Regions from separate parts of the Homo sapiens genome. Here region 2 is linked to region 1. Evidence: chromatin contacts called from ENCODE Hi-C data. All regions are on one chromosome and are shown on one strand. Each heading gives the region's core, a stretch centred on a gene start or an enhancer-like site at or near the end of the contact. The rest is flanking DNA. Distances are from core to core; before and after follow the strand shown. Region 1 overlaps LINC03066 (long intergenic non-protein coding RNA 3066). Region 2 overlaps FOXF2-DT (FOXF2 divergent transcript).

Region 1 (3,418 bases), core at 154-2,653:
TGTGCTGGGCGAGGACCAGGACACAGGGAAGCCCAGTCACAGCCCCGAGGCACGAGACAGCAAAATCACTAAGCACAGAGCTATCAGGCCTCTGTTGCAGCGCTGGTAAAGCTCTAAGAAAGCACAGTTAAGCATCAGGAGGGTGTCACTGAAGAAGGGAGACTTAGGTTGAACTCCAGCTGGGACTCAGATGTGAGCAGTTGCCATGAGGCTCCTGAGAACTGTCTAGCTCCTGAGTGTGGTTCCCTCCCAGGTAGGACGGGAGGGGTTCAGGGGAGGCAGAGGCTTCTGACTTGCCTTCCACAGTGCTAGGGAGCCAATGTCTGTCCTTGAGCAACCATAGCAATGTAACAAAACTGGTTCTTTATGGTTTGGGGACTGCAGCACTTTGCAGAGGATTGGCTGGGGAAAGACAGGTCAGTAGACAGAGGCCCCCTGGAGGTGAAGGTGCAGGCTGGGGAGTGGGCGTGGGAGATACAGGGAGGCTTGGCTAAGGCTGGCATTAGGGAGCAGGAAGACACAAAGCTCTGTCTCAGGCTTCTTGCTTGGGTGTTGTTCTGGGTTGAATCCTGATTCTCTTTTCCTCGAAAAAGAAAGTTTCTATGTTGAAGTTCAAAGCAGTTCTTGAAAATGTGACCTTATTTGGAGACAGTGTCTTTACAGAAGTAATCAAGTAAAAATGAAGCGTTAGGGTGGGCCTTAATCCAATATGACTGGTGTCCTTACGGAAAGGAGAAATTTGGAGACATGGACACACACGGAGAACATGTGAAGATGAAGGCAGAGATGGCAAACACAAAGATGGCTAGCAAACCACTAGAAGCCCTCAGAGGCTCCAACTCCGCCAGCACCTTGCTCGCAAACTTCTTGCCTCCAGAACCGTGAAAGTATAAAGTTTCCGAGATCTTAGGCCCCCTGGTTTGTGGTTCTTTACAGCTCTGACAAACACACACAGATGCCTATGAAAGGGTGATGGCCTCAGAGGGCTAGGGGCTGGGGAAGCCAGCCGGTTTGAAGAAGAGAGCTTGTGTGGGGTGGGACCTGCTGAGGAGGGGTCCAGCTTGGAATGTGGGAGTTGTCAGGAACCCCTGATTGGAGCCAAGGAACCTCCTGGCACAAAGCAGTGAGTTACCAGTCTCAGGGGACACTTAAAATTGGAGCTGGCAAGGGGAAGGATTAACAAAGGTGGCAGAAAACAGTCACAGAGGTAGGACAGGGCAGAAAAAAAAACAAAAAAAACAGTCACAGAAGCAACGAGAAGAAACTGTTGAGAGGGTTGAAACCCTGGGGACAAAGCAAGTGGGAGCAGGCCGCCCCGTTGCTGTTGAACGCCCCGGGAGTTCCAGTCCAACCGGGAGGTTTGCCTCCCCACTCCGAAGGAGAGGGGGCTGCCCAGGGGGAAAGGACTGGCCTTCAGAGTGAAAGGAGATTTTCAGCTATTTGTTATTTTGGCCATTGTCCTAGGGCAGGGGCCGTTTCTGAAGTTTTATGTGGAGACTGAATTTAAATCCAGCCACTGAGCTGAAGAGAACAAGATGTACTTTTTTGCTTTCTCTCTTTTACTCTTAGAAACTTCATGATGATCAACCACACCTCACATTTGCTTCATTCAGTCTATGGACCAGGAAGAATTTTCTGTGACACATTCAGGTTCTTACTCATTTACAGAGTCACAGATCTGTCAGCCTGGGAACCGGCCCCCAAATGGAAGACCTAGGCAGTTCTGATGGGTCCATCTGCAAGGTATGTTTTGCAAAGGGCCCCTTTACGTTGAATTCCCTTTCCCTGAAACATGGCAGGGGAGGAAGAAGACACACACAAAAACCCTGTGTTCTGAAATAACAGGAATTCAGTGACAGGCCTCAGAGGCTTGTTGTGTCCTTCAAAAGTCATCCTCAGAGGTAGGGCCATGTCAATGTGAGAATCTGTATTCAAATGAGGAAGCCACCTTACCCATGAGGGCCCTTGTGCTGAATTTTATGGAAAGATCTGGAAGTGTTGCCCACACTCAGGTACTATTAGCAAGTGTGGGGTTCATCCGTACATCAAATAAGGGAAGCTGATGTAGAGATGAACCCGTGCCTGCTGATTGGTAGGATTCGGATCTGCAGGATTATATGTGTGACGCTTAGGAGTTGGGTACAACTTTGTTAAAACAGAAACATTTTCTCACCACACCAAAGAGGCTGTGGCAAGGCCTGCTTCTCCCACAATCATCTGGCTCCCTCTAGCGGGTCCCTGGCCACTGGACAGTGAGGTGGAGACTATGGTCTCGCCCACGCTAGCTGACCGACCCATCTGTCAACTCCAGCCCAGAGCTGTGGGGAAAGGAGTCGGGGAACCACCTGGAGGCTGAAATTCGGATGGAGCCCTCAGCTCTCAGGCACCCTCCTTCGTGAAGCCTTCCCAAGTCTCCCTGTGGTTTATCACACGCTTATGTGTGTTGATGTATCAGGCACATATTGCCTAAGAATTCACGTACGTCTGTCTTTTTCTCTAGACCATGAATAACTTGAGTATATATTTTTTCTGTGTTCATTTTTGTTTTCTTGGCACCTAGTACAGTGCCTGGGACAATAGTGTTAAAAAATAAGTGTTTAGGCCCAGCGCGGTGGCTCACGCCTGTAATCCCAGCACTTTGGGAGGCCGAGGCGGGCGGATCATGAGGTCAGGAGTTCAAGAGCATCCTGGCTAATATGGTGAAACCCCATCTCTACTAAAAAAAACATACAAAAAAAAGTAGCCGGGCGCAGTGGCAGGTGCCTGTAGTCCCAGCTACTCGGGAGGCTGAGGCAGGAGAATGGCGTGAACCCAGGAGGCGGAGCTTGCAGTGAGCCGAGATCGCACCACTGCACTCCAGCCTGGGCGACAGAGTGAGACCCCGTCTCAAAAAAAAAAAAGTGTTTATTGACTTAGTAAGGAAATAAAATGCCAGCTAATTCAGGCTCCTGTGCTCCATATACAAATAAAGGGCTGGCACTGCCAAAGTTAATCTATACAACAGTGGCTAAGCTCTTATTTCTAAGGATGCAGATATTGGGGGATATGAACCTTTCATAATGCACATATTTTGACAGAGTTAAAGCCTTAAGTTTTCTGGAAGAAATAAAATGTTAACTGGATCACTACACTTTTAACTTCCATAATCAAAATATAAAATCCTATAAACACATGGCAGGAAGGTTTTGATGTGTGACTTACTGGGAAAGCCCAGGGGTCTAGGGTGGCCAAGGGCAAGGGGAAGAAATTCGGGGCAAGGAAGCACTGACTGTCCATGTCTGATGGGGACTGAACATGCTCTTGTCTTTCAAGGGGAGTCACAGAAGTGTGTGATGAGGAGAGGAAGAGATACAACAGATGTCTTATGAGAAGCAGAGGGAGGACCTCAAGAGACTGCCTGGCCCAGTCCCTCACTAGG
Region 2 (3,304 bases), core at 222-2,721, 1.1 Mb before region 1:
CTATAGGTCGATGTTAATCCATTAACTGGCACCTTTGGGTTACAACTGATTAATCCACGGAATTTCTCTGTAACTTAATTGTCTAACCTACATTTCTCTATGCCATCCTTGAAGATATTTTCGGATGTATTAGAACTGGATAGTCAGTGTCTGTGGTGTTTCCCTGATGTAGTCTAGTGAAACTCTCACACAGGGAAATGAGATTAATGTGAAAAGACTGTTTTTCTCTTGTCAACTTGGAGTCGCTGTTAGTGGTTACTGAGTGGCACAGCTGAGCAGGGCAGGCCGCTGTGGGCGAGTCAGTTTCCGTGGGCCATTTTCCATCTTTCTTGACCTCTTCTATAAAGTCCAGGCAAAAAGACCCAATCCTCTTACCAATGCTGTGGGAAATTAATTCTTTTCCCTAGTACACTTTGGCAAATGTAATTCTGAATAACAAACCACTCCTTTAGCTCACTCATTTCAGCCCAAACTGAAGGTGTGACCCTTCATTGACATCCCTCCTCTCTTGGGCGCAGCTGCCTCTTAGGGGTTGAGACTGTGTGCTGGCAGGTAGCACTCTCCAGCTGTCTTGCTGTTATCTTCACACTTACCTGCAGGCTGCAGTGTTGCCATGATTATCACCCAGCCCATGCACCAGGTTGGGTTTTCCAAGTGTACAAACAGGTTGGGTGGAGGTTTCAGGTAGACACTGAATTCATAGAGCAGACAAAGAAAGCATGGGAGGTTAGCTCTGAGTTCCAAGAATAAAGTAAAGCCAAGTGCCTTCATGAAGCCCCCATAATGTTTGTAATAAAGCTCACCACTGGGCTTTCTGGCCTCAGTTTCTTCATCTGCAGAATCCATGGGCTAGCCGTGATTATACTTAAGGCTAATACTTTACCCTGAATATTCAGGTTCTAGGTATATGCTTCATTAAAACTATCTAGGGCCTCAGAAGTTTAGAATTCTGATTTCGCAAAATTCTGATAAAAAATAAAATGTGTGAACATGAGGGCAGCAATCTTGGTAATAAGGAAAAGCCTGGGGTAGGGCTGGAAACCTCGTAGGCACAGAGGCCCTCCAAGAGGTCCCTTCCCATTGATCGGGCCGGGCTAGGGCAGTCACAGCGTGCTGGTCTGGTGGAGTTTATGCAGCAACACAAACAAGAAACGCAGCAGCAGGGACAGAAAATCCCCATGAAGTCTGCCTTCTGCAACTAACTCTCGGTCCACCCCTCTCCACATCTTGGTCTTCCCTTCCCAACCCCATTCACATCCTTCCAGGGGAGAACGTGCAAGAAATTTCTCCTTTCCTGCAAGCAAAGGAATCCAGTAGTGCCACCTTGGTCAGAATGGCCCTTTGTTCTGCTGTTTAATGACTAATTATGATGCTATGAGAGGCATACACAACTCTGGCAGAGCCAGGCCCTCCTGCTCCAGCAGGGCTGAGCGGCTGGAAGTGTGTAATCTTCGGAAAGCTGTGACTGCGACCTGGAGTTGCGTAAGAAATAATTACAGAATCCAGCCAGGGCTTGCTTCTTGCCACAGGCTCCAGGCTTTTACCCCCGGTAGCTTTACATGCTTGTTAATTTTTAAACTGTCGAGTAGTAGCAGAATATTTTGTAAGCTTCAGTAATGGTTGCAGAGTTCAGTTTGGGGCAAGGAGAGGAAAGGGAGGGCGGGGGAAGGAGGTGAAGGAGTGGGTCCCATTTGCTTCCAGAACAGTTTTGTCTTTCTGCAAGCCTTGGTCCTGTGGTAGGCCTAAACTTTCCTCCTTTACCATAGAAAAGGAGTTTAAAAACAAACATACAAGCCTTGTTAAAGTCTCTCAATTTTTAAAAACCAGTTCTTTAAAAAAAAAAATCCTTTGCAATACTCATTATCTTATAAAAGAGACCTCATGTATGATTTTAATCTTAAAAAGTAAGTAAAAAAAAATTCATGTAGCTTCTGGTTAGCTACCAGAATCTTAAGGAGAAGAAAGAAAGATTTTTATCTGTGAAAACTCCTGCATGCACTAGCGACAAAGCCTGATGCTCTAATCTGCTCAGACGGCCGAAGCTTCCAGTCTGAATCCGTGGCAGGCAGCCTCTTGACCTCCAAGCATCGGTCTCTTCTGCAAAATCAGGGCGCGTCCTCTGTTGGTCTGTGTACTTTTGTGGCGCCTATCACTGTGGGATCTGGGCTCAGAGACAAAAACATCAGGCAAAATACAAATTTGTGTATTATGGAAGGAAATGCCGTCTGGCTCCCTGGAGTCACCCTTGGCTTACGTGCAGTGAGGACTTTATCCCAGGGTGGTTTGCATATAGCCTAAGAAAAAGTGTGGACGAAACCAACCCTAGAGACTTCCTTGTTTTCATTTATAAAAGAAGCAACAAGTTAGTGTTTGTGAAGTTGGGTAAAATTACTTAAGTTTTAAAATGTGCTGCTAACTGTCTCCATTGAAACAGGTAACGGCCTTCTACTCAAAAGAATGAGGAGGTTTCTTCTCTCTTCCTTTCCTTTCCTTTCTCCTTCCCTCCTCCCTCCTTTAAACCTTTATGCTTTCCTTCCCTCCTTTGTTTTCTCCTCCTTTTTCTCTTTTGTATTCTTCCCCAAATAGTAAACTATGTTTGTCTTAATAGTAAAGTAATGCACATTAATGATAAAAATGACTTCTGCCAAGTAGAATACAAGAGTGTAAGGTAAAAGATAAAATGTTTTTCCAAAGATAAAAGACCTCTCCAGCTTTACCAGATACACAGAGGTAACTGCAATTTAAGTCTTTCTTAAAATCTTTCTGAAAATTTCCTCTGCACGTGCAAACTTTCACACAGACGGATATATATCTATTTAACCTTCACTGCAAATGGGGTCACACTCGATGTATTGTCCGCAGCACACTTCTCCTCACTCAACAGTGTATCTCAGAACCTTTCCACAAGAGCATAAGAATCCACCCATGCTTAATAGTCCATTGTGTGGTTTGTATCATAATGAATTTAACCAGTTTCTTAAATTGATATTAGCAAGTTTTCTCCCCCCATTTGGGGAGATTACAAACAATACAGCAAGACGTGTCCTGGTACCCTTGCACTCTTTGCACAGATGAGAGAACAAACCCTTAGGCTGAATTCTTAGCAATGAAATTGCTGGGTCAAAGGGTATGTAAATTTTACATTTTAATAGATATTGCCAAATTGCCCTGTGAAAAAGTTATATCAATTTACAACCCTATCAACATTATATGAACTGCCTATTTCCTCAAAACCTCACCAACTCCATGTGCTATGAAACTCTTAAATCTTTGCCAATAGGCAATAAATGGCAAATGATTATTG

What was found. A loop is a pair of places that touch in the nucleus more often than their neighbours do. Pooled maps may share reads with other maps.
Region 2: a loop to region 1 is called in a map of mammary epithelial cell, with 22 times the contacts of the local background. The contact joins two enhancer-like sites. A Hi-C loop is called at or near these places in 3 of 168 maps with a recorded cell type or tissue (MCF 10A, PC-9 and mammary epithelial cell) and 3 of 50 pooled maps.

Annotation. Positions count from the first base shown.
Region 1 is chr6:187,801-191,218 of GRCh38, reverse strand. LINC03066 (long intergenic non-protein coding RNA 3066) reads left to right here. Exons shown (of 8, transcript NR_126020.1): 3 at 1,570-1,743; 4 at 3,313-3,418. Among named protein-coding and RNA genes, the nearest start is that of LIRIL2R, 9.1 kb to the right of the region's middle. RefSeq lists an enhancer at 1,851-1,910. Within about 2 kb of position 1,403, at least 3 of the 41 ENCODE cell types and tissues checked have a DNase peak (open chromatin) inside an H3K27ac peak, as active enhancers do.
Region 2 is chr6:1,333,743-1,337,046 of GRCh38, reverse strand. All of the region lies in intron 1 of FOXF2-DT (FOXF2 divergent transcript), which reads left to right. Among named protein-coding and RNA genes, the nearest start is that of FOXQ1, 23 kb to the right of the region's middle. Within about 2 kb of position 1,471, at least 9 of the 41 ENCODE cell types and tissues checked have a DNase peak (open chromatin) inside an H3K27ac peak, as active enhancers do.